Regions from separate parts of the Homo sapiens genome. Here all the other regions are linked to region 1. A link is a contact called in ENCODE Hi-C or POLR2A ChIA-PET data. All regions are on one chromosome and are shown on one strand. The core of a region is the stretch at or near the end of the contact, and the rest is flanking DNA. Distances in the headings are between cores, read along the strand shown.

The links. Hi-C counts contacts between places; a loop is a spot of excess contacts on that map. ChIA-PET counts read pairs that join two places held with the same protein, here RNA polymerase II (POLR2A). Pooled maps may share reads with other maps.
Region 2: a loop to region 1 is called in a pooled map, with 3 times the contacts of the local background. The contact joins two enhancer-like sites. A Hi-C loop is called at or near these places in 2 of 37 single-sample maps with no recorded cell type and 3 of 50 pooled maps.
Region 3: a loop to region 1 is called in a map of GM12878, with 3 times the contacts of the local background. The contact joins the promoter of CDC20B here to the enhancer-like site in region 1. A Hi-C loop is called at or near these places in 2 of 168 maps with a recorded cell type or tissue (GM12878 and chondrocyte), 10 of 37 single-sample maps with no recorded cell type and 4 of 50 pooled maps. POLR2A ChIA-PET finds 5 or more read pairs at or near these places in 1 of 52 experiments (activated CD4-positive, alpha-beta T cell).
Region 4: a loop to region 1 is called in a pooled map, with 2.6 times the contacts of the local background. The contact joins two enhancer-like sites. A Hi-C loop is called at or near these places in 2 of 37 single-sample maps with no recorded cell type and 2 of 50 pooled maps. POLR2A ChIA-PET finds 5 or more read pairs at or near these places in 1 of 52 experiments (activated T-cell).
Region 5: a pooled map shows a loop between it and region 1 (1.9-fold over the local background). The contact joins two enhancer-like sites. A Hi-C loop is called at or near these places in 3 of 168 maps with a recorded cell type or tissue (IMR-90, chondrocyte and dorsolateral prefrontal cortex), 8 of 37 single-sample maps with no recorded cell type and 6 of 50 pooled maps.
Region 6: a loop to region 1 is called in a pooled map, with 4 times the contacts of the local background. The contact joins two enhancer-like sites. A Hi-C loop is called at or near these places in 4 of 37 single-sample maps with no recorded cell type and 4 of 50 pooled maps.

What each region holds. Positions count from the first base shown.
Region 1 is chr5:55,900,898-55,905,071 of GRCh38, forward strand. The region is part of intron 8 of IL31RA (interleukin 31 receptor A); the gene reads left to right. Among named protein-coding and RNA genes, the nearest start is that of IL31RA, 52 kb to the left of the region's middle. RefSeq lists enhancers at 2,004-2,505, 2,295-2,944, 2,506-3,005. Within about 2 kb of position 2,319, at least 2 of the 41 ENCODE cell types and tissues checked have a DNase peak (open chromatin) inside an H3K27ac peak, as active enhancers do; they include GM12878, where a contact is called at or near this core.
Region 2 is chr5:56,668,199-56,672,372 of GRCh38, forward strand. No RefSeq gene overlaps it. Among named protein-coding and RNA genes, the nearest start is that of C5orf67, 64 kb to the left of the region's middle. RefSeq lists a silencer at 2,004-2,298 and an enhancer at 2,248-2,297. Within about 2 kb of position 1,958, at least 15 of the 41 ENCODE cell types and tissues checked have a DNase peak (open chromatin) inside an H3K27ac peak, as active enhancers do.
Region 3 is chr5:55,170,791-55,174,964 of GRCh38, forward strand. It overlaps CDC20B (cell division cycle 20B), which reads right to left and starts at 2,387. Exons shown (of 12, transcript NM_001170402.1): 1 at 2,148-2,387; 2 at 1,798-1,860. The coding sequence starts at 2,210. It overlaps MIR449C (microRNA 449c), which reads right to left and starts at 1,563; the gene lies at 1,472-1,563. RefSeq lists silencers at 2,111-2,405, 2,493-2,822.
Region 4 is chr5:56,586,911-56,591,084 of GRCh38, forward strand. All of the region lies in intron 1 of C5orf67 (chromosome 5 putative open reading frame 67), which reads right to left. Among named protein-coding and RNA genes, the nearest start is that of C5orf67, 17 kb to the right of the region's middle. RefSeq lists enhancers at 1,890-1,969, 2,100-2,359. Within about 2 kb of position 2,146, at least 18 of the 41 ENCODE cell types and tissues checked have a DNase peak (open chromatin) inside an H3K27ac peak, as active enhancers do.
Region 5 is chr5:55,337,165-55,341,338 of GRCh38, forward strand. It overlaps MTREX (Mtr4 exosome RNA helicase), which reads left to right. Exons shown (of 27, transcript NM_015360.5): 6 at 2,846-3,020. The region is part of intron 1 of LOC124900979 (a long non-coding RNA gene); the gene reads right to left. Among named protein-coding and RNA genes, the nearest start is that of MTREX, 31 kb to the left of the region's middle. Within about 2 kb of position 1,812, at least 3 of the 41 ENCODE cell types and tissues checked have a DNase peak (open chromatin) inside an H3K27ac peak, as active enhancers do.
Region 6 is chr5:56,413,673-56,417,846 of GRCh38, forward strand. No RefSeq gene overlaps it. Among named protein-coding and RNA genes, the nearest start is that of LINC01948, 66 kb to the right of the region's middle. RefSeq lists an enhancer at 1,663-1,712. Within about 2 kb of position 1,804, at least 16 of the 41 ENCODE cell types and tissues checked have a DNase peak (open chromatin) inside an H3K27ac peak, as active enhancers do.

The DNA.
Region 1 (4,174 bases), core at 1,069-3,568:
AACCTAATTCCCAACACTTAAAATAGCATAGAGCAGTTGGCATAGAGCAGGTGTGCAGTAACTATTTGTGGAAACATATCATAGTCAGGAATGTTCTCTCCAATTCACCACCTTTCTCTATTTGCTTACACCTAGACTGGTTCAGACATTTACACAACCAGTTCTAGAATTCTCTGCCTGTGCTGCCTTCCATCTCTTCTCCTTAAACCCTCATTTTATAATTCCTAGATATTTATATTTTTGTATTTTGAGCTACACTTGATATTATTTTAGTTAGCATTTAATAGTACTCCCTGTAGTCCTCATTTCCTGACATCCTAGTTCCCGCCTGTCCAACACCCTAGTGATGAAGTTCCTGACAAATGCACGTGTCATTGGGGCACACATTCTTTATTAATAGAGGTGCTGTTAAATAGTAACCTCAGTTTCCCAGTGTGGCCCCAGGATGGGAGGTGGTAAAGAATAGGGTATAAAAGCATGGGCTTTGGAGTCCAGCAGCCCCGGGTTCAAATCTTTGCTCTTCCACAAGATACCATTAACCTTGGGCAAGTTACCTAACTTCTCTGAAGATTAGCTACTCGTAAAATGGAGCTATTATATAATAATACCTACCTCACAGAGCTGTAGTGAAGATTAAATGAGATCATGTATGTAAAATGCTTTGTCTGGTGCTAATTATTACTATTGTCATTATTATTATTATTATTATTATTATTATTATTATTATTAATTTTTGAGATGGAGTTTCGCTCTTGTTGCCCAGGCTGGAGTGCAATGGTGTGATCTCAGCTCACCACAACCTCCACCTCCTAGGTTCAAGCAATTATCCTGCCTCAGCCTCCTGAGTAGCTGGGATTACAGGCATGTGCCACCACACCAGGCTCATTTTGTATTTTTAGTAGCGACGGGGTTTCTCCATGTTGGTCAGGCTGGTCTCGAACTCCTGACCTCAGGTGATCCACCTGCCTCAGCCTCCCTAAGTGCTGGGATTACAGGCGTGAGCCACTGCTCCTGGCTTATTGTCATTCTTAATAAAATTTCTGATTGATCAAATTTCTGTTAGACACAGATTATCGACTTTAAAAATATTATAAAATACACTTTAAAGTTATGCTAAATTCACTTAGGTTTTTTTTGGCTTTGTGTCAGATACGACTGTGTGATCATCAATTATAAGGGTCCTAGATCAGGTATTGGCACACTGCAGCTTGCAGGTTAAATCTGGTTGGACACTTGTTATTGTAAATGAAGTTTCACTCTAACACAACCACACATATTTGCTCACATATTATTTATGGCTTCTTTTGTGCAACGGTGGCTAAGTTGAATAGTTATGACAGAGACGACCTAGCCCACAAAACCTAAAATCTAAAATATTTGCTATCTGGCTCTTTACAGAGAAACTTTACAGATGCTAGTCCCAGACATAAAAGAAAATAATGTTCTGGATGTGCACGATGGCTCACGCCTGTAATCCCAGCACTTTGAGGCCAAGACGGGTGGATCGCTGAGTTCAGGAGTTCAAGACAAGTCCAGGCAACATAGTGAAACCTTGTTTCTACAAAAAAAAAAAAAAAAAAAATACAAAAATTAGCCAGGCCTGGTGGCATGTGCCTGTAGTCCCAGCTACTTGAGAGGCTGAGGGGGAAGAATCGCTTGAGCCAAAGAGGTTGAGGCTGCAGTGAGCCGAGATTGTACCACTGCACTCCAGCCTGAGTGACAGAGCGAGACCCTGTCTCAAAAACAAACAAAAGAAAGTAATATTCTACAGAATTTTGCTTACTAAAGTGGAGGCAACTGGAGAATGAGAATAATAACTAGAGAATAATAAGATAATTTTTGTAAGTATAACTATCATTAAGTAATAGTTATCATACATTGTCTACTAGTATGTGTCAGGAATTGTGCTAAGATAACATAGGTTTTCCCATTTTAGCCTTGACATGACTCATGATGTAGATGCTGTGAGATCTATTTTATAGACGGCAAAGGGATTCAGGCAAGCTTAGTAATGTGCCCAAGGTCTCTGGAGTGGGATGATTCCAGCTCGGATCTGCAGGATTCCCAACTTGTACCATATCCCACAACCTTAGATGTGTTATTCATAAAGTGACTTGAATTCCGGTCACAGATGCTGTGTGACACTGAACTGGTTATTGACCTGTGCGGGCCTCCACGTTCCCCTCTTGGAATAAGGGCTTGGAATGAGGTTCCTTCTGCTCAGCACGCCCTGGGTTTTGTGAGACCCGAGACAGCAGGCAGCGGTGGCGTGGTCCCAGGCAGGGCATCGGAAAGCCCGGCCACTGTGTCATAAGGCCAGAGGAGGAAGATGGGCCCAAGTTGGGGCAGAGCTCAGGATGGGCCAGGACGGTTGGCAAAGGAGAAGCAGCACCAGCACGTGAGCCCCGGGTGACTGTCTTCATGCAGATCACAAGAAATCAATGGCTTTCACAGTCAAAGCCCCTCCCTGCTTCTTCAAGGAAGGATCTGTGTTTCCCACCACACCTGGGGATGTTTGGAGTAATTGCTCAGAAAGCTCTTGTTGAATGATGGAAGGACCCGGCGATTCGTTTATATTGAGTAGAGTGATGACTTGGAAATTCCCCTTTTGGCGCCCCTTGGTGTGGCCAGGCTTTCCCCTTTCAAGGTTGACTCATGGTTTCCTGGGGCCGGCGCCACGCCCCTGTGGTCTCCGCAGTCTCTGCAGTGCACTTGGCGCTTTAGACCCGGATCTCCCTGCTCCTCAGAGCTCCAGTGTTGGTGAGAAGGAGTGTGGGTTTAGACACCAACACTGGCTTCTTCAGGCCAGGATTTGTGGGCAATCATTTTTTAAAAAAGTGCCTCCAGGGAGATGAGGAAGCTGCAGAAGCAGGCCAGGACAGGGCAGAGGCTGAGATGAAGGTGGGCTTTCAGGGCTGCCAAAACGAAGCACTGCAGACTGGGGGGCTTCAAACAACAGAACTTTATTGTCTCATGGTCCTGGAGGCCAGAAGTCCCACATCAAGGTGCTGGTTGGCCATGCTCCCTAAAGTCTCTAGGGGAGAATCCTTCCTTACCCCTTCCAGCTTGTAGTGGCCCCAGGTATTCCTTGGCTTGTGGTAGCTCCAGTAACTCCCATAAATCCAATCTCTGCTTCAGTCTTCACATGGCTAGCTTCTTGTGTGTCTCTGTTTCCATGCCCAGATTCCTCTTTTCTTATAAAGGGCCCACTGTCTTAACTAATTACATCTGCAATGGCCTATTTCCAAATACAGTCACATTGTGTGGCACTGGGTATATACTTTGGGGGGATACAATTCAACCTGTAACAGGTACAATCTGAGATAAAAGCCCCAGGGAGGGGGGTTCCCACTGGATCTTGCAGGGGACTCTATCTAGAGTGTGAGTGACATCTCATAGTCATCCCAGCCAAGCAAAACACAAGCACACAGTAAGAAGGAAGCTGAGTGGGTCTGGGTGGAGCGCCAACATTGGCTGCTAGAAGAGTCTAGTTACATCTCCAAGGCTCCAGCAGGGACTTTCAGCCAGGACTGGCTGGGTATGCTTCCAGGCGGTGAGCAGGGGAAGGCTGGAAGGAGAAACTCAGAGCCCTAGGGTTAGGTGGGGTCAATCTCCAGGCTCTGTGCTTCTTGCCCCGGCCTCTGCTCCTTCTGTGGCTTCACATTTCCTCCATGCCTCAGTTGTCCTTCTCAGAGTTACCTTTTCAGGTTGACAACTTACCTGGCCTTGCTGCTAGGACTAGCCCCTGGAGTGTCTCATAAGGACCCTGTTTGGGAAAAGGATCCGTCAACTGTGGCTTACAAGAACAAGACTCCTAAATATACACACAGCCTGCTGGGGTTTGTTGCCAAGGAATAGCAGGATGCAGGACCCCTGGTCCCCACCCCAGATTCCTACATGTGGCCTAGGCTTCCAGCTTCAAAAGACTTTTGGGTTTCTTTTTTTTTTTTTTTTTGCAGGACACTTTTGTGCCTGTATCCAGGATCATCTCTGACATTCATTGAAACACTCTTCCTGGCTGGGCGTGGTGGCTCGTGCCTGTAATCCCAGCACTTTGGGAGACCGACTGAGCTGGGCAGATCACTTGAGGTCAGAAGTTTGAGACCAGCCTGGCCAACATGGTGAAACCCCATCTCTACTAAAAATACAAAAAATTAGCCAGGTGTGTTAGCAT
Region 2 (4,174 bases), core at 708-3,207, 770 kb after region 1:
TATCCCAGGCAAGTGCCTCACTCAATATCACCTTAGTTATGGCCCTGCCAGTTGAGGGGGCTCAGGGAAAAAGACTTATCTTTCTACATTAAACATGTCAGTTTAGAAGCTCTTCCAAACCAAAAGGTAAGTTCTTTTCCCAAGCAGAATTTTGTCTTCAAACTCCTGCCAATTTTGAGAAGAATTTTTTTCTTGTGACCCCTCCCTCATTAGGCTATGAGATCCTTCAGAATAGAAAATGATGCTGTATCCGCTTCCATAGCCCCAGCACCCAGACTTGGTAGATGAATTATAAATATTTACTGCATACAAGGATCCAGTGCAGAGCTTTGTAAATTCCATTTGTTATTTGTTGAATATATTCACAGGTTTTCTTTTTATGTTAAAATCAAACATCTTAGAAAACCAGCTGGCAAGTACCTGAAGACATCATTTAATCTAATCTTTTCATTTTGTACATTGGGAAGCTGAGGCCAACCTCCATGGTTATACTTGCAGGCAAGTTGCTTAGAGTTTATCCAAAAAAATGATATTTCTGATTGTCAGGGTACTAAATAATTTTGGTAGCATCCCAGTAAGCAGAACAGAGTAAAATTCTCCCAGGGGTTCATGAAGCCCCTGCAATAACACAATGCTACTAATTAATTAATTAATACAATGCTGTTATTTCTGCCAACAGAAATCTCAGAATATGAAAAACACACAAGAGAGGCTAAATGGGAAAATTACTGACACCCAAGCCAATGACCTGAGTCAGAACAACTTTTATCAGAATGAAGCGCAGAAATATTAATATCAAGAAGCTGAACTTTTAAATCAAAGCCAGAAAATGTATTTGCCCAAGGTAAAGGCATGAGCAGAAGGTTTACAGAGAGAAGGACAATGATGATAAGGAAAGCTTGCTTCTTTACAATGAATGCATTGTGACAAACTCGTGAGGCACCAAGCAAGCTGACAAGGGTCCCTTCTTCCTTGCACCTAGGACAGTTTGGCTAAAGGACATCTAGGGTGACACGCCTCAGACAGTCCGCATTAATTTCACATCCTGGAATAGCCCGAAGAACCTGTCCAACCTGACTGTCAGCCTTTTCAAAATCACTTTTGGAATTCTTTGTTCAATCCTGCTTGGTTTACACTGGAACGTCTCTTCTGGGACTTCTCTGGTGACTTGATCTTTGTCCACAATGACATAGCCCAGGAGACCCACCAATACCCAGATTTGCCCAGTGGGTGACACTAATATTAGATCCAATTAGAAGTGTCAATTCAAAACAGATGAAGGACACATTTACACACAAGTCAGGGCTGCCACAAATTCATTTCTTCCTCACAATATCCTCTAGCAGAAAAAAGGGCAAACTGACCTTGAAGAAACCTCCTTTTTTTTATCGGTTACCATGGCAGCATGAACCGTCTCTCCCCAGGGCACCTGCCCATGGGTTTGCACCTGCCAGCTGGTAGCAAGAGTGCACCAGCAGCCTTGGTTCCCAGTGGCTGTGCTCACATCATCAACAAAGGTACCAGCAGTGCCAATTGGCTTCACGATATGGATACCTGCCCGCTAAGCATTGGCCTGGAGCTCGGGGACTTTCACAAAGGCCAGCCAACAGCTGGCAGGCAGGAACCTCCAGGTCATTGTCATCCTGGGCTGAATTGGAACATGCACTTGGGAGACAAAGGCTCTGTCTGTAACCACAGCATCCCTTCCTCCCTGGGTGTTTTATTTTCAGCTCTGGGTCCCCTGCTATGGGAAGGCCATGTGGCTGAAGGTGTCTTTCTTGTTTTTTTTTCCCCCCCCTCCTTTAGCATTGTCCTGCCTTGTGCATGGTGCAGAAAAGCTTTCTCTGTCCCATGTCTAGTTTTATTGCAAATCAGAGAGCTCACCATAAGTCATCCTGGGCCAGTGGGTTCAGAGGTGGAGCTGGTAACCAGAGGCCATGTCAAACTTCCTCCTCTGGCTCCATACCAAGGCCTCGGAGGATTTTTTGTCACATGAGGTTACTGTAGTTTCACATCCTCTAAAGCAAAGCTCTGTCGAAACTCTCTATTCTCACATGGCTTCAGCTCAAACAACCACCCTACTCAGCTGCCTTCCTAACCCTTTCAAGCCGTGAATCAGGAGACCTGGGTTCCAGTTTCAGCTCAGTCTGCGTGCCCCAGAGCAATGACGGGGCCTCAACTTCTTTATCATGAAAATTAAGAGGCCAAAGTACCTTTCACTCAGGTTCCTTTCAACTCTCTCTCCCCTATCTTAAAAAAAAAAAAAAAACAACAGCTTATTTTTCCTGTTGCTTTTAGAAGAAACTCTTAACCTGAGACTCTCTAAAAATGAATAGAGATTATTGTGGTTTAAAAAATAAATGGCTACACACAGCAACCTGACTGTATCTCAAAAATATTATGGTAAATGAAAGAAGCTTCACATACAAAAGAGCTCATACTGTATGGTATTATTAACATGGAATTCAAAAATAGGCAAAACTAATCTACAGTTTTAAAAATTAGAATAGTGGTTGCCTCTGGCTGTGAGGTAGGAGCAGGGATTACCTGGGAAGGGGCAAGAAAGAATTTTCTGAGATGAAGGTTATATTTTATATCCGGTTAGGACTGGGTCACACAAGTAAGCCTTCATCAAAACTCACAGACTGCTACTCTTGAGAGGATCAATAGAGGTAATAAAGCAATTATAGCAAAATATTAATTGCAGGATCCAAGTTGTGAGTAAATGGGTATACCCTGTTTAATTCCTTCAACTTTCCTGTAATTTGGGAATCTTCATACTAAAATGTTAGAAAAAAACACGTTCTAATACATTTCAAAATTCCTGTCTCACTCATTCTCTCCTTTCTTCCATCCCCTCCCTCTTTCTTGACATGTGACCTTCTTTTCCCATTAAATGAGTCAATGGAAATGGGAATATTTATTGATTTGAGCAGTTAAGTCACCAGTGCTCTGTGATGACTAACTACTTTATCATTCATTGCCCATGGCTTTCAAGGGAAGAGGACAAGCTCTGTGCATCTTTCTCAAAGAAAGCGTTCCTACCTGTAAAAGTCTGTTAGAAAGGACTGCAGATTTAATAAGCATCTTTCAAGAGCTCTGTCCCCATTCCAACTCACCCCAACCCTCCAGCCCCAACACATTTGTTAAAAATTCACATTCAGAGATGCAGGACCCTCAACCTTGGACTTCCCAGACTCCAGAACTGTAGGACATAAACCTCTTGTCTTTACTTTAAAAAATAATAATAACATTCAGTCCCTTTTTTGAAGGTTTTTATCAGGATATCTCAAACTTAACACTGAAAGGAGGTAGCAAAATTTCTGTTTCCTCCATGTCTTTGTACTTGTAGAAATGGAGGCACAAAGGTAAGACACAGGTGTGACCAGGCCCTTCGAGTGGTTCAGCTGACTGAATATACACCTAGAGACCCTAAAACAAGCCACAGGGGTGAGAAATCAGAGAATTAGGAATGCGCAATTTAAAAGCACTGCGGTTTCCAATGTGAATTGACTGGAACTGAGGTTAAAGAAGAATTTCAGCATTTTTTGGTCACCAGTTTCTCAATGGACCATTTCCTGTCCTCTCACTGTCAAGTTTAGAGAATAAAACAAACCTCAAGGATGTATCTCTGCTCCACACCCTGTCTCAAGGCAAAGTTAGTGGTCACCAACAGCAAGATAGCACACACTGCATCTACAAATGTATGTGACATATCTTCACATTTTGTGTGTGTGTGTGTGTGTGTGTGACCACAACTTCAAAGAAACGAACAAAAGAAGCAACCAATAATCATAATGAAGAGGTTAAATTTTACCAGAGCCAATTGGGCAGAGAAAAAAAATCCAAAAACACAATGAAAACAAAGAATATTAGACCTGTTAAAAAATAATAATAAAAACCTTAGAGTTCATTTTAGTCAAACTTTTCATTTTGCAGAAAAAGAAACTGGATCTCAAATTTCCAATTTAATGAAAGTTATGTCTGAGAATATAAATCTGAGACCTGATCTCACCACCAGAAAATAGGGTTGGAATTGACCTTATAAATAATATATCTAAGCCCCTCAGTTCACTGGTGAGGAAACTGAGGTTCAAAGAAATTTCAGGGACTACTTCGAGTCCACACTGTTACTTAGTAGGACTAACTCCCATGTGTTTATGCTTCTGAGGAA
Region 3 (4,174 bases), core at 1,137-3,636, 730 kb before region 1:
TGAAACATAGTGGCAGAACTCTAATCTTAATAGTCACATTAAAGAAAACTTATACACAAAATGTATTACTTCAAGACTATAAGAAATAAAATCAATATTTGCTTGAATCTAGTCAAAAACATAAAAGTTAAACAAAAACTTTAAAACTTTCAGAATACTTACATTTAGGTTTTCCAAATTAAATGCTTGGATAAAAATATGTTCTACAGTACAAATGAATTTTAAAAGTTACTTAACTGTAGGCTGGGCGCAGTGGCTTATGCCTGTAATGCCAGCACTTTGGGAGGCCAAGGTTGGCTGATCCCCTAAGGTCACAAGTTCAAGACCAGCCTGGCCAACATGGTGAAACCCCGTCTCTATTAAAAATACAAAAATTAGCCCAGCGTGGTGGTGCTGCCTGTAATCCCAGCTACTCAGGAGGCTGAGACATGAGAATCACTTGAACCCGGGAGCTGGAGTTTGCAGTGAGCCGAGATTGCACCACTGCACTCCAACCTGGGCAACAAAGTGAGACTCTGTCTCAAAAAAATAAATAAAAAGTTACTTAACTATAGCTTTTCAAATCACTTCTGTTTACTGATCCAAAGACTACTTGTCTGTATTAGACAGTAAAATATCTAGGAGTCGTGATAATACATAAGCTGTGCACGACACAAAACTGCAGCAGTGTTTGGGGGAAAAAATCAACATTAAAGTATTTAAGAAATGTAAGGGCTTAAATGCAATTAGTTTTCTCCTACTAGAAATGACATTAGTAATCGAGTTCTGAAAATGCAATTATGTATTCAATATAGGATGTTACCACTTGAATACTGAATTTTTTTTTTTAAGAGGCAGGGTCTGGCTCTGTCCTCCAGGCTGGAGTGCAGTTGTGCAATCATAGCTCACTGCAGCCTTGAACGCCTGGGCTCAAGCAATCCTCCTGCCTCAGGCTCCCAAGTAGCTGGGACTACAGGCACATGTCATCATGCCCAGCTAATTTTTGCAGTTTTTTTATAAAGACAAGGTCTCCCTGTGTTGTCCAGGCTGGTCTTGAAGTCTTGGCCTCAAGTGATCCTCCTGCCTCAGCATCCCAAAGTGCCGGGATTACAGGCATGAGCCACAGTGCCTAGTTGCAAAATTTATATAAGATCTAGAAAAATCTATTAAAATGGTGGTGGATTTGGAACTAGAATCTCTGCGTACAGGTCAAAGGAAGATGAACTATTGAGCCTAGAGAGAAGCATGGTAAATGGTGACAGAGATTTAAAGCAGATGAAGGCTCTTTATGAAACACGTTTATAAAACCATTTAAATTTGTTTCCTTTTACACTGATTACAGGAGACACTAAAGACCTTTGGGTTTGGTCTTTCAAGGAGAACAGGTACTACATTGGATCAACTTTAAATTGCTCACGTTAAGAACCATGGTTTATGCCACTTCTCCACATTGTCCACAAGATGGCACCATTTCCATTTCTTTGGGGGGCGTGCTTCTGAATGCAACAGAGAGGAGTGCAACTAGCAACTGTTAAAATCATTAACAGCCGCTAGCAATACACTGCCTACCTGACACATCCCAGCTTTATCCTTTGCTGTGGAGGCAGAAACTAGAAAGTACGATTCAGATGCAAACGATTGCATTATTTGTCTGGGATCTTCAGTTTCATAAAGAAATTTTTTTTAGTATGTAATAAGATACTAAAATTCTCATATTTTCAGACCAGCTCAAACTTCCTACAAATACATTATTTACCAAGAATTCGTTTGTTCAAGATCAGAATTAAAACAGAGAACAAGAACAAGCCCTGGACTCACGTTGGCGGAATCTTGACTTCTCTTCTGCTTCAAGTCTTTGGAGAGCACACGCATGATACTTTCCTTTGAAAACACAGATAACATATTGAGGGAGAAACTATTTAGGAAAATCATAATTTCAGGTGTGGAATTTTTCTAGATCTTGTGCTTGTCAGATTACACTTTTTTTTTTTTTTTTTTTTTTTTTTGGCAACTAGGCACCTTCAGAATATAACTAAATTACATCACTCAAATTTACGACCAGGGCTTAGAGTTTCGTACCACCTCTTGGTCCTAAACAGATATTATGAACGGGGCCTTCGGCCCCGCATTAGAGAGTTAGGGAGAATGCAGAAAAGGGTGTTACTCACCCACAGCATCTCCTCTTCCGTGCGGACCCTCCGAGGCGCGGTGCGCTCCAGTTTCCACTCCATCTCCGGCTGACTTCGCCCTGCCTGGCGTTTGGCCTCTCTGCTCGACTGCCTCTGGTTTTCTTCCCAGGTCTAAGTCAGTCTTGACGCCTAATCGTCAAACCCCTGGAGTCCCGTCCCCCAGGACCATTCTATTTCACCACCTCCCTCCAGGTCCCCCACTCCTCCCACCGCCGCTGCAAGGTGTTCCCCAGGGTACCATTTAAAAAGCCGGCGGGGCGGCAGTCGGCGCGGGAATCCCCCTCGCCGGCTTCTTATTGGCCGGCGCCGCGGTGTCGTCAGAGCCCGGGTGGGATTCCCCGGCGCGCGCCGCGGCCCCGCCCCTGCCGGCCCTCTCTGGGCCCCGCCCCGCCACCGCCTCCGGCCGAGGCGCGCACCCGGGCGCCAAGCTTTGCCGCGAGCCGTGGCGGGCCTGCGGCTGGGCCTGGCGCCGGGGGCTGCCACCGCGGCAGGAGGCGGAGGGGTTGGCGGGCGAAGAAGCGGGTTCTGGGAGTTCACGATCTTTCCATTTTCAGAAACAAGAATGTTTCCTTATAACGGCCCTGATCCCTGTTCCTCTGCACCCACTTCTCTTTCTCCAACCACACCCTGCCTTTGCAGGATCCGAGCGTGCACAGCTCTCCGGCCTCTGTCCGTTGGTAATCGCTGTGTCAGCTATAGATGTGAGGCGTGTTCGTCAGCTCTTCGTTTTCAGAAGGCAAGAAAACGTGGCAAGATTTCTATGCCGATCAAAAGGGAGAGCGTTGACATATTTATGCAATAAATTATTCCCTGCTCTATACATTGGGAGTAGTCAGGTCCTCTCACTCGGGCTTCTGAGCCCTGTTCCTTAGCAGGGGGTAGGTGAGAGAGGTGAAGAGGTAGTGAAAGAACCAGTGACAGGCAGGACCTCATAAGGCGTGAAGAGGGGGCCAGAAAGCTGAGCACACTGGGGACTCCGTGATAAAGGGGGAGAGGAAGATATTGAGGGTTGAGGAAGAGGTCTGGCGGGAAATGACAGGGAACCAGATGGGCTGTGCAGCCTTAGCTGCCCATCTGAGCTGCCAAGAGAGCCGAGTTGTGCCATATGGCAGGAGGGGACACTGCATCTGGGAAGCCTCTGACAGCCTGGCAGCCTGTTTGTCCCTCCCTTGCTAACCCCCCAACCATTTTTGACATTGGATTGTATTTTGCTCTAAGGCAATGTGAGTTTGTGTGTTTTTCTGGGGAAACAGTTCATAGATAGCAGATACTCAAAAGGGTCAGTGATCCAAAAAAAAAAAAAAAAAAAAACCTAAAACTCACTCCCCTGCTTTCCTTCATACTGAAAGCAAGAAAAAATGGCATTAGAACTAAGACCCAATCTTAGACCAGTTTTCTATGTACAATAATAATGCTGCATAGGGTAACTTAATCTTCAAATGACATATATCAAAATGTTTGATAGTCAAATAACTAGTGGATTAAAAGATCTCTAAGTTTCACCCACAAGAAGTCTATTTTCCTTGCAGTGGAGTACTCATTCCAAATTCCAGTAAATCTTTCAGCAAACATTAAGACTAAATAAAAGTAAACTATTATTGGATGAGAGTCAGATGCATTGTTAATTTAAATGATCAGTTTTGCAAATGCCAACTAAAACTCAAAGTATATTGGAAATAATATGAAGGACATATTATCTTTGTTCTATTTTTAAATATAGTTTACATTTAACCATTTTGTATAAACACAGAATAAAAGCAATTCAACTAATAAGCTCATAAATCCATGTAAATTGGGATTTTTAGAATCCAATTTCTTACAAGTACTAAGAATAGTGAATCATTCATTTAGAATGCAATTATCTGTAAAAATACATTTATAAATTCCATTATAGCCATTAATTCCACAGCATACATATACACAGCCTCCAAATGTCTTTTTTTCCCCTAGTGTGAAGTAGAGAAAGTATTAGTCAAATATCTTTAGGAAGTAATTATGCAGTTGAA
Region 4 (4,174 bases), core at 896-3,395, 690 kb after region 1:
CGCTAAACTGTGTGAGCACCTCCTGATTGGAGATATTCTCCTCCCCGTTGGATGCCTCTGATTTACCTCTCTATGGACAGATACTAATTTCAAACCCATGGCCATAAGATTATTTCAATGACTTCCCTTCCATCTTCCTGCCTCCTCCAATAGCCTCGATGTCCTTATTCCTCCCCCCAACAAGCCTACCTCAGTCACCCACCATCAACAAACACAAATGCAGCTCTCCACAGGTCTCTCACAAAGAGTCTACACAGATCCCACACCAACCAACTCCTACACCCAAGCCAATGCCCCAAGAATGTTATCATCATCTGAGAGAAGGGCTAGGACAGGCCACCCAAATACAGTAGTGACTGTACTGTACTGACAGAAGCAACTCAGGATATATGTGTTTGTGTGTGTGTGTGTGTATCTATATATATATATATATCTCCATATGTTCTCTTCGAAGGAGATATCCCTAGAGAAATATATGTGTATAACTAAATATATGAACACTTTCACTTAATGTAGATTTAAATATATGTAGATACATGTATATATATTCTTTCCCCTATCCCATCCATTCATTCATTTATTCAACTTAAATTCATTTAGTGTTTACTGTATGCCAAGCACTGTTCTAGGCAGTGAAGACTCAACAGGAAGAAAGAGCCAGGTGAAGACTGGCTAGGCAGTGAAGACTCAACAGGAAGAAACCGCATTTCCTGCACTTTGATAGGAAATGTTGGTAATCCTACATTTGGTAGAGTAAGACAAAAATAAACACATAAATGTATATTTCAGGTTATGATAGGGGATATGAAGAAAAAGCAAGCAGGGAGGTAGGAAGTGATGGGGATTGAGGGTGATGTTTTAGATGGGTGGTCAGGGAGGCCCTTGCTCAGAAGGGGAAGGCTGAGTGGAAAGCTGAAGGAAGCGAGCATGAGCCATAAGGACATCAGAGTGGACACCCAGGGAGAGGAAAAAGCACGTGCAAATGTCCTGTTTGGGAGCATGCTTCTTACTTTGAAGAAGCAGCAAAGAGGCCAGGAGTAGAAAGAGTAAAGGGAAGCGGTGGGAAATGAGGTAATAGAAGCGGGGCCCAGAATGAGAAAGGCAGACTCTGGCAAGCTCTGAACAGAGGAGAGGCACCATCTGATGACTACTGGCATAGCAGGATGCCTGCTGAGTAGGAAGAGTTTGAGCAGTCAGGGACAGAAGCAGGGAGCCTAGTTTGGAGGCAGCTGCAGTAATCCAGGTAAGAGGTGATGGAGCTGGGATAAGGTAGCAGTGAGAGAGGTGGGAGTGGAGAGTTTCTGGATATACTGAGAAGAGAGAGCTTCAGGAAGTGCTGATGGACTGGGCTTGCGGGATGGCCTTGGTCCTGAAACTCCTGGCAAGGGAATAGGCCCAGCTGTCAGCTTAGAGAGTGCAAATGCATCAGAAATCAAGGCCTCTTGAATTCTGGCTCTTACGCAAGAGGCAAAGACCCCATTTATTTAGCACCTACTATGTGTCAGGTGCTGCCTTAGGTATTTTCACAGAAACTTCTTCCTCACAAATCTTTGAGATGGGTTTGACTACTTCCACTTCATGGGTAAGGAAACCAGAATCTCAAAGAAGTTCAATCAGTCAGGGACGGAGATCTGAACCTGTGTCTACCAGTCCCCAGGGCTGTTAATCAGAGACCTTTACAGAGGGAGAGCCTAGCAGAGTGGCTTGGGGGTCGGGGGTCGCTGCAAGCTCAGCAAAGGGAGGCACCAGAATAAGGGAACCCTCACACCCTCCCAGGCAGCCACAGCTTCGCACCAGAGCTCCAGGGTGGAGCTGCAAGTCACGGGTCTGACCTAGCACCAAGCTTCCTCAATAGGATCCAGGATGTAGCTGCTGGGGCTGCAGCCACCGGAAGCAGGAAAACCAACTAGGGACAGGCAGGAGATCCAGTTGACCCATCCAAGCCCCAGGCCCGGCTTTCCTGCGTGAGAGGGAGGGTGCCACCAGGTGCTGCCCACAGCCCCTGTAGTCAACGCCCTTCAAATTTAGTTTCCACATTTCAGCCTCCACACACCAAAACTTTCAGCTAGCCATCCTGGGAGGAGCCCCTAGGTCGCTGCCTCTGGGCTGGCTGGGGCCGATTGGAGGAAATGGGCCTGCACTCAACACTTGTGCACCTGCACTGGGCGTTGTGTATTTCTCCTCTGGTTGCCAGAGCAACAGAAACAACAGTGGCTGCTGAAACCCCCTTAACACCACAGCCCAGGCTGACCCTGACCAATGGCAGCCAGACCTTGCATCTTGGCCTCTTCCCTTTCCTCTCACCCCCCTGAAAGTATCTCCTCTGAAACCAAAAACTTAACCGGCCTCTTTCACTGAGCTGAAATGGTTCTCAGAGCTTGCCCAACTCTGAGCTCTTCCTGACACGCCTGGGTTTCTGACTGTCAGCACCCCAGGGAGAGGGTGGGACGCCCAGATCCAGGCATGGAGCAGAATGTCGCCTAGGGAGAGCGCCGGGAGCCTCCTCCTCAGAACCACTGCGGAAGCTACTTTACTGCAAACAACCTAAGTAAAGTGGGCAGCTTCCCAAGGTGTGGCCCCAGCTGCTGACCCCAGAGTTTGTACTCAAACACCCGTGGGCCTGGCTACTGCCCTTATTGACAAATCCAATCTCATCAGATGCTCTGGGGCTGTAGGTCTTCATTCCATGTCAGGAATGCCCCGCTTTGAGAGGACTTGTGATTGTGGTAATTTATGACACCAGCTGCTGTGAAAATGACTGGGGAATGGGCAAATTGCCCTGCCTGTAAACTCACAAATGGACATCCAGGACCAGAGATGCCCTCGCTCGGAAGCAAGCACCCATATCGCCCTGCCTCAAACTGTGGGGTGCTGGGCTAGCTCACGTTTCATCTCTCAGGTTGCTGTTCAAGTTGCAACCAGAGAATTCCATGTGCTCAGCTGGGAAACAGGACACCAGGGTCCTTCCCTCCATTCTGTGAGTATCCACCACAGGAGGGTGAGGGAAGAGGGCACCTCTATGCTGTTTTTTTAGTTATTTCCACAACCCCACAAGTTAAATATAGCATTTTCCACATGTGTACAACTGAGAAAATCAAAGTTCAGTGAGGTTAAGTGACTTGTCTGAGATTGCACAGTGAGCAAGTAGCAGGACCAGGATTTGAATCCAGATTTCCTATCTCACATTATACTGTAGAGGCATATTTAAAGTCTTTAATAAAGGGCTCAGTTCCTTGATTATCCCACACAATAAACAAAATCATAGGTACTCTATTAGTTTGCCAGGGCTGCCATAACACAGTATCACAGTCTGGGAGGCTAGCAACAGGAGTTTATTGTCTCACGATTCTGGAGGCTAGAAGGCCAAGATCAAGGAGTGGGCTACTTCTGAGGCCTCTCTCCTTGGCTTGTAGGTGGCCATCGCCTCCTCCCTGGGTCTCCACATGCTCTTCCCTCTGTACATGTCTATGTCCTACTCTCTTCTTATGAAGACACCAGTCACGTTGGTAATCCTAGCGGGATAATTCCAGTGACCCCATTTAACAATAATTACCTCTTTAAAGACTCTCTTCAAATGCAGTCACATTCTGCGGTATCAGAGATTAGGATACATGAATTTGGAGGGGGAAGATACAATTCACTCCATAACAGGTACCAAGCCCTGTCTTTTCAATGCTTGTTTTAGCTCCTCAATAATAAAATATAACAACAATATTCTAAATATAAATAAATATGGTAGGCATTCAAATGATCATGAAAAAAGAAGGCTTTTACTAAAAGTTAATTGTCTTTCTTTTTTTTTTTTTTTTTTTGAGACACTGTCTTGCTCTGTTGCCCAGGCTGAAGCGCAGTGGTGTGAAGCTCAGTGGTGTGATCTCAGCTCACTGCAACCTCTGCCTCCCAGGCTCCAGGAATCCTCCCACTTCAGCCTCCTGAGTAGCTGGGACTGTAAGTGCATACTACCATGCTCAATTAATTTTGCTAATTTTTGTATTTGTTGTAGAGATGGGGTTTCATCATGTTGCCCAGGCTGGTCTCGAACTCCTGGGCTCAAGCAATCCTCCTGCTTCAGCCTCCCAAATTGCTGAGACTACAGGCTTGAGCCACTGTACCTGGCCAAGAAATTGATTTTCAGCTGCCATTCTGTTAGCAATTTTTTTCCGAAAGCATTTCC
Region 5 (4,174 bases), core at 562-3,061, 560 kb before region 1:
GGTTGGAATGCAATGGCATAATCATGGCTCACTGCAGCCTTGACTTCCCAGGCTCAACTGATGCTCCCACCTCAGCCACCTTAGTAACTGGGAGTACAGACGTGCGCTACCACACCCAGCTAATTTTTATATTTTATTTATTTATTTATTTTTAATTTATTTTTTGTAGCGACAGGGTCTGTGTTGCCCAGACTGGTCTTGAACTTCTGGGCTCAAGCAGTCCTCCTGCCTCAGCCTCCCAAAGTGCTGGGATTACAGGTGTGAGCCACTGTGCCTGGCGTAGAAATTTCCTGAGGTTTTAGATAATTCTTTATGTTTAATGTAAGTGTTTATATAAAACTATAAAATTTCACTCAGTACTGCTTAAAATGCATCCTGTAAACTGATATTACTGTGTTTCATTTTCATTTAATCCACTTTTTCATTTCTCTTTTGGTTCCCTTGTATGTTGTTTACTTTTCAAACGTGATTTTCCATATACTTAGCCATTTGTTATTTCTAACTTAATTTGTGATTAGAGAAGATACTTCGTGAAATTTCAGTAGTTTAATTTAATGATTGATATGGTTGGATTTATATTTGCCTTTTGTTGTTCGTTTTGGGGGTCTTTTGGTATATTTCTCATGTTTTTTTTTTGATCCTTATTTTTCCTCCATTGCCTTCTATTTTGTTTAACAAATATCTTTTAGTGTACCATTTTAATTTCTCTTGACTTTTTAGCTTTCTTTGAGTTAGTTTTTAGTGGTTATTTTGGGGCTTACAGTATGCATGTTTAACTAAATCACAGTCACAATTTATGGAAAATATTGAAAACTTGCCCTAGTATTTTCTTCTCATTTTTGTACTATTTAATACTGTCATATATTTCAACTACATATGCTATAAATCTAATAATACAGTATCTGTAATACAGTATAATCATTGCTTTAAATTGTGTTTTCTAAAAATATTAAGTGATAAAAATTTTATATATACCTTTACATACATAGTCTTAATTGTTCTGTTTTATGGTATTGCTTCCTTTTAGTTTGAAAGGTTTTTAATAAATATTTCTTACAGAGTAGTTTTATTTTGCTTTCATTTTTGAAGGACGGTGTCACTGGATATAGAGTTCCTGGTTGACCGATTTTTTTTCCCCTTCAACTCCAGATACATCATTCTACTGATATCATTTCATTCTACTCCATTGTTTCTGATGAGAAGTCAGCCTTAATTATGTTGTTCTCTTATGTATTGAGTTTTTCTGTTGTGGTTTTTCAAAGACTCTCTTTGCCTTTGTCATTTAGCAGTTTAACTATGATGTTTCTAGGTATGGTTCTTTTTTGCTTTTTCATGCTGTGTTAATTGAGCTTCTTGGATCTCTAATGTCTTTTAAACAAATGAAGTTTTTTATTGTTTTTTTTTTCCTACCTCTTTCTTATTTTGGAATTTCCTTTGAGATACTTGAGGATGTCTTGCAGATACCTGAGTGTCTCTTATTTTTCTATTTATTTTTCTCTTTAGATTTGATAATTTCTCTCAATTTATCTTCATGTTCATTGATAACAGTCATCACAAATCTGCTTATGGGCCCATCTAGAGAATTTTTTCTTTTGATTGTTAATCTGTAGACTTTCTTTTTCTTTTTTTTTTTTTTTTTTTTTTGAGACACAGTCTCACTCTGTCACCCAGGCTGGAGTACAATGACGTGATGTTGGCTCACTGCAGCCTCCACCTCCTGGATTCAAGCAGTTCTCCTTCTTCAGCCTGCCAAGTAGCTGGGATTACAAATGTACACCACCATACCTGACTAATTTTTGTATTTTTAGTAGAGACAGGGTTTCCCCATTTTGGCCAAGGCTGGTCTCGAACTCTTGGCGTCATGTGATCCACCCACCTCAGCCTCCCTAAATGCTAGGATTATAGGTGTGAGCCACTGCGCCCGGCCTAATCTGTAGACTTTCCATTTGATTATGTTGTTAATAGTTTTGGTTCCTTTTTGAGACAGTCAGTTTCTTGTGACTGCTTCTTTTTTCCTACATATGGTCATACTTTCCTGTTTGTTTTTATATCTTGCAATTTTTTTCTTGAAAAGTTTAGATAATGTATGTAGCATTTCTGTATTTTCTTTTTGTGTATGTTTCTTGTAATTCATATTTGATGTTTGGACAACTTCTGATTTTTTAAAAATTGCTTATTTCACTGGCTGGGATGAATGTTATTTTTATTTCCCCAAATACATTATAATAAGCCTATTCTGGGCAGGAGCTGAATCTTAAATAAGGAGGATCTACTACAATGTTAAGTTTAATGCTATCTGTCTATATTTAAAGAAAAACAAAACTGCTCTATTGTGTTCTGTTAATAGCTATGAAAGAAATTTTCCATAATCAGAACCTACCATAATTTTCAGAGGACTGACTTGTTAACTGTTACATGTGGGAAAAGAATACATATAGATTAACTTATTTGTGAAACTTGAGGAGGAAACACTTCATTTTCCAGGGGCTATAAGCACTTGATCATCTGTATATGTGTGAACTCACAGACAGAGGCTCTGAATTTTGGAAGCCCGTCTTAGAACCAAAGGTGTTTTCCTTGCAAGAAATAGGTAACTGTTAGTAATCTATTGCTATTAGTGACTAAGTTGCATTAACTCTGAGTGACCGGAGTTAAAATGATTTTAGATCACTCTATTTCATATTTATTATAATTATTAGTATAATAGATATGGTGTTACTGTTCTTCAGAGTCCATTCAAGATAAATAATTAGGGAAAATTTGGACACAATTTAAATATTAACAGAATTTTTAAAGTCATAATTTAAAGGAAAAGTTGTATGATTATTTGTTTTCACATTTGTAGGTATGCCATTGCATTGGCCTTAAGGGAAAAGCAGCGTGTAATATTTACCAGCCCAATTAAGGCTCTGAGTAACCAAAAATACCGTGAAATGTATGAAGAATTTCAAGATGTTGGTTTGATGACTGGTGATGTTACTATTAATCCTACGGCATCTTGTCTTGTTATGACCACAGAGGTAATTCATGTAGTGCCTCATCTGACTTTTCGTTTTTAATTAAATTAATGTGACTATTCAGTTAGAACCTGGGAAGTTTTATTGGTTGCTCTACTTAGGTAAAGTATAGTACTTTATTTTCTGATTAGACTTAGGCAAAATGGATAACATTTATCTTAAAGTGTTCTGATAATATTACATTTCTAAATTACCATACTTTATTATTTGTCTCAGATACATTTTTTTCTTCAGGTATTTTTAAAGTTTATTTCTGTCAGTGACATGAAAATATTTTACTGGTTTTATGTACATAGTTTTAAGCATTTGAATATATAGTAATAGTGACTCTTCATTTCATGTGACTTTGCCGTCTTCTATATCTGAGTGTTGATACAAGTAGATGAGTAACTGATTTTTATTTATTTATTTATTTTTTGAGATGGAGTCTCGTTCTGTCTCGCAGGCTGGAGTGCAGTGGTGCAACCTCTGCTCACTGCAAGCTCCGCCTCCTGGGTTCACGCCATTCTCCTGCCTCAGCCTCCTGAATAGCTGGGACTACAGGCGCCCGCCACCATGCCCAGCTAATTTTTTGTATTTTTAGTAGAGACGGGGTTTCACCGTGTTAGCCAGTATGGTCTCTATCTCCTGACCTCATGATCTGCCTGCCTCAGCCTCCCAAAGTGCTGGGATTACACATGTGAGCCAACCGCACCCAGCCAAGTAACTGATTTTTTAGAGTGCAGTATTATGTTTACCTTCTTCCCATAATTGCAGTTAAGTTTTGCATATACTTAGAATATCTTAAGTTTTGGACATGATTAGTTACCTTTACTAAGTATTTTTGTACATACTTTAATTATATCTTTGCATTTAACCCCAAGGATATGGTATAATGGTGAGCATAAATTAGCTTCTGATTTGGAGAACCAGCCAAAAGCATTGCTCACTTTTCATTTTGTCGCCTCATGGAAGTTTATTTTCCATTTTCAAAACTTTCTTTCATCTGTGGAAGGTTTTCATTAACTCCAAAAATTAGGGTAACAGTTGCCAGGAAGTATCCATGTTGCAAGAAAACGAGGCAGAAAAAATGGGCAAACAGTCAGGGATGATCCAGTGTTTTGAATAGAGGATAATTTAAGTTGTACTTATATTTTAGAAAGTATGAATCTTGGGAC
Region 6 (4,174 bases), core at 554-3,053, 510 kb after region 1:
CCCGATGGTTATGGCTTTATTGCCCTGTAGGACATTAACCAGTTTGGTGTCTAACTTTGCACTCTTATTTCAGAATTACTTCCAATGACTATCCACGTGATGGTTGTCATACTCTTCTTTATTCCAGCTTTGTCATTCTGCTTCTTCTCTCGTTGAGTTAAATAAATCTTTGACATCTGCTCACTATATGTTTTATGAGAGTTAAGTTTTTAACTTAAAAATAATTATACTTTGACAAATCTTAGAAGTCGACTTGGTGTAATAGGTTTAATTTGCTGATTAACAAAGATGGCTTATGATGTATCTTTGTTAATATTAAGAACCTGAAAATCTTGCAATTAGCATTCATAATTTTATACAGTGTATTTTATACACTTCTCTGCATAAGAACACTGATAAGAAATAACTAAGAGGAACCGGCATTTTGTAAACCATTGAGTGAGTTTTGAATAAGGTTAGCGACAGAACCAAATAATTTTTTAATTTGCAAGAAATGTTCTGCTACTCTGCAGAACTGTTCTTCCCTGCACCCATCTAATTGTGAAATTCTTGCAAGGCTTCAAGTCAGGAAGCATTTCAAATAGAAAGAGGAACTTTAAAAAATGTGCCCCTGGGGAAAGATTTTCCCCCTTCTCCTCCCCGAAAAGGACTCATAATTCATTTCAGCTGCTTTGTATTTTCATGGCATCATTTTTTTAAATAGCAATAGAAAATTGAGACTTTATGGGAGAGGCATCAAATATAGGGCTAAATGTTATTTTGTCTTGGTAAGGCCTAGCACAGGATTTTATTAGCTGCTGATATTTTGTGGGAATCCTGAAATATCTAAATTAATTGTCTTCTTTAAACATTTTTTTTTTTTTCTGAGACAGGGTCTTGCTCTGTCTTCCAAGCTGGAGTGCAGTGGTGTGATCATGGCTTACTGCAGCTTTGACCTCCTAGGCTCAGATGATCCTCTGGCCTCAGTCTCCTGAGTAGCTGGGACCAGAGGCATGCACCATTACACTCAGCTACATTTTAAAATATTTTTTGTAGAAACATGTTTTTGCTATGTTGCCCAGGCTGATTTTGAACTCCTGAGCTAAAGCAATCCTACCACCTAGGATTTTCAAAGTGCTGGGATTACAGGCATGAGCCACTATGCCACCGCGCCAGTACATGGATCTCTGTACTTGCCTGGGCAAGGGGGTGAGAATCTGTCTCTACAAAAAAAGTTTTTAAAAATTAGCTGGATGCAGTAGCACACACCTGTAGTTCCAACTACTCAGGAGGCTGAGGAAGGAGGATCCCTACAGCCCAGGAGCTCGAGGCTACAGTGAGCTATGATTATGCCACTGCACTCTAGCCTGAGCCACAGAGCAAGACCCTGTTTCTAAAAAAAAAAAAAAGATATTGGGGTCAACCATCACTCCTAGTCTCTCCATGCATGAGAAACTTCACCTCTAATATAACTCCTTATAGTAGGTTCTCCGACACAAAGTAGTTCTTCAGTAAAGAAAGCCAGTTGCCTTTGCCCCGTGGCTGTCTCACTATGGACCTTTGCCGCCTGTGCTATCCGAAATCCTCTGATGCTCTTTAGTCACTCTGGTTTAGCCTCCTGCTATTAAGGCTGACTGTCCCCAAACCCACAGTAATGAAATATTGGTCATTAATATATTGTTAAGTCGTGGCAGCCCCTGCATCAATATTAAATAATTATGGTGTGCTTGAGTGCTTACCATGTCCTAGGTCGCTGACAGGGTATGATCGACCAATAAGACTGAGACAGGAACTACAGCCATCACCCCATTTCCCATGACAAACAGCAGGGCTCTGAGACTGATGAAACTTGCCCCCAGGAGAAAAGAGGAAGCAGCAATTGGGCCACGCCTCTCTACAGAGTTCTTCCAGTTGTTGACTCTAAACTTCTCACCCCCAAGAAAGTTTCACAGAGAAGTAGATTGCACAGTCTTAACACCAGCCTGAGCCTTGGGTCCAGCTTCTTATCTGCAGTCCAGTCTACTTCTCAGGAATGTCTTTCTAGGCCATTGTTTACATTATTTCAAAACCAAGGAGCTATGAAATTTCTGAGAGTCCTAAGCCTGGAACCTAAAGATTGCAATTCAAGGCCAGAATTTGCCTTGTTGTCACTGTCAACTCACTCTTCTCTTTATTATCTGCTAGCTTTGAGGGCTTTTGAATTCTTAAGACACATCTTAACTCTTTTCTTGGAGCTTTTAACATTTTCAGATTTTTAAAAATAGTTTTGTTCTTTCTTTGTCCTTAGATATCTAGTAATGCTTTCTCAGACTCGGTCAAGTTAACTCTTCTGGGATTTCATTGTTTTAACTGGCACACTGTGGGAGGTCAGTGTGTGTGTGTGTGTGTGTGTGTGTGTGTGTGTGTGTGTGTGTATGTATAAAACAGACATCAAAGGTTTCAGGAATTATTGGTCCTGTCAAAATTCTGAGTAGCTCAGCTCATATTTACTCATGCACCTTACTCTTCCAGCTCGTCTGCACTTCTTCCTTCTGGTTCTTATGTTGGCAGGTGTATTAGTAAGGGTTCCCTGGAGGGACATAACTAATAGGATATTATATATATAAAGGGGAGTTTATTAAGTATTAACTAACATGATCATAAGGTCCCACAATAGGCTATTTGCAAGCTTGAGGAGCAAGGAGGGCCAGTCCCAGTCTCAAAACTGAAGAACTTGGAGTCCAGTGTTTGATGGCAGGAAGCATCCAGCACGGGAGAAAGATGTAGGCTGGGAGGCTAGGCCAGTCTTGCCTTTTCACGTTTTTCTGTCTGCTTAGCCAGACAGAAAATTAGCCAGCAGCTGATTAGATTGTGACCACCAGATTAAGGGTGGGTCTGCCTTCCCCAGTCCACTGACTCAAATGTTAATCTCCTTTGGCAACACCCTCGTAGACACACCCAGGATCAATACTTTGCATTCTTCAATCCAATCAAGTTGACATTCAGTATTAACCATCACAGCAGGGCAAGAGAACACACAACATGATATTATCACAATATTTTTACCACAGCAAACTTAAGGTACCCCATCCACACAGATGCCTGTCAAAATAAAACAGAAAAGGGAATAGGAAGCAGGGGATGAGGAGTTAATTTCTTTTAGACTTGCTGCTTGAACTTATTCAGACTCCTCTTAGATCTGGAGCTGACATTTTTGTGACATTCTTTTCTCATAGACCATTTTTTCTACTGAGAGCTGACTTGGAGTCAAGAAAGGAAGAACAAACTAGTACTTAAATGAAATAGGATACATTTGAATAGGTCTTTTAATTTTTCCAAGTATTTAATCTCTGTTAGCTATATTCTTGTGGCGTCCATATGAAGAGATAAGTAGCAAATTTTAAAGAATTTCTACTGAAGTTAGAAAACTGAGTTCATCTAATCTTTTTATGCATCTCTATAATTTAGGAGATTGATGCTCAGAAATGATTATAATTGTTCTAGTGGAGGTGCCAGCTACTGTGCCCATAGAAGGATCTATCTGTAACTAAATTCCTTGGTATGGCCACGAATGGTAAATCTCACCTTTCTTGAGGCCCCTCTTAGCATCAGTTTCCCTGAGCTTCCCTGCCTTTCTCACCTTTCTTCCTTTGTCAAAATAAGATGATATTTTTCTAGATCCATTTATTCATCCAACTAAATATCTCCTCTGAGATGCCTATGTAACCTGTACAACAAAAAGAGCATATTGAATGAGCCCGATGAATGAGGCATCTGAAATCCTACAATTAAAAAAAAAAAGGAAGAAAAAATTAGAAGTATCTTTCCTAAAAGAAAGTCAGACATAAAAGTTGTGGTTTTTTGTTTTGTTTTTTGTTGTTGTTGTTGTTGTTTGTTTGTTTAACCTGTCCTGAAATGTTGGCAAGGTCCTATATCATAAAGTCTCTGCTTGATACATAAAATGTTTGGAGCAATCGGAATTGGTTTCGATTTTTCTCAGGGGATTATGACCCCAAGAAAGTAGGAAAACCTCTGCTGTGTATATTTACTCTCGATGAAACTCCATTTCCATATCCTGTCTTCCTATGCCCTATTCCATCTCAGTTTATTATTCAAATTCTGCCTGCTTTCATTCATTCAACAAAAATTGTTGAGTGGATATTACATGCTAGAAAGTGTTTGATATGTTCCCAACCATCTGAGCTGGCCATTCTTC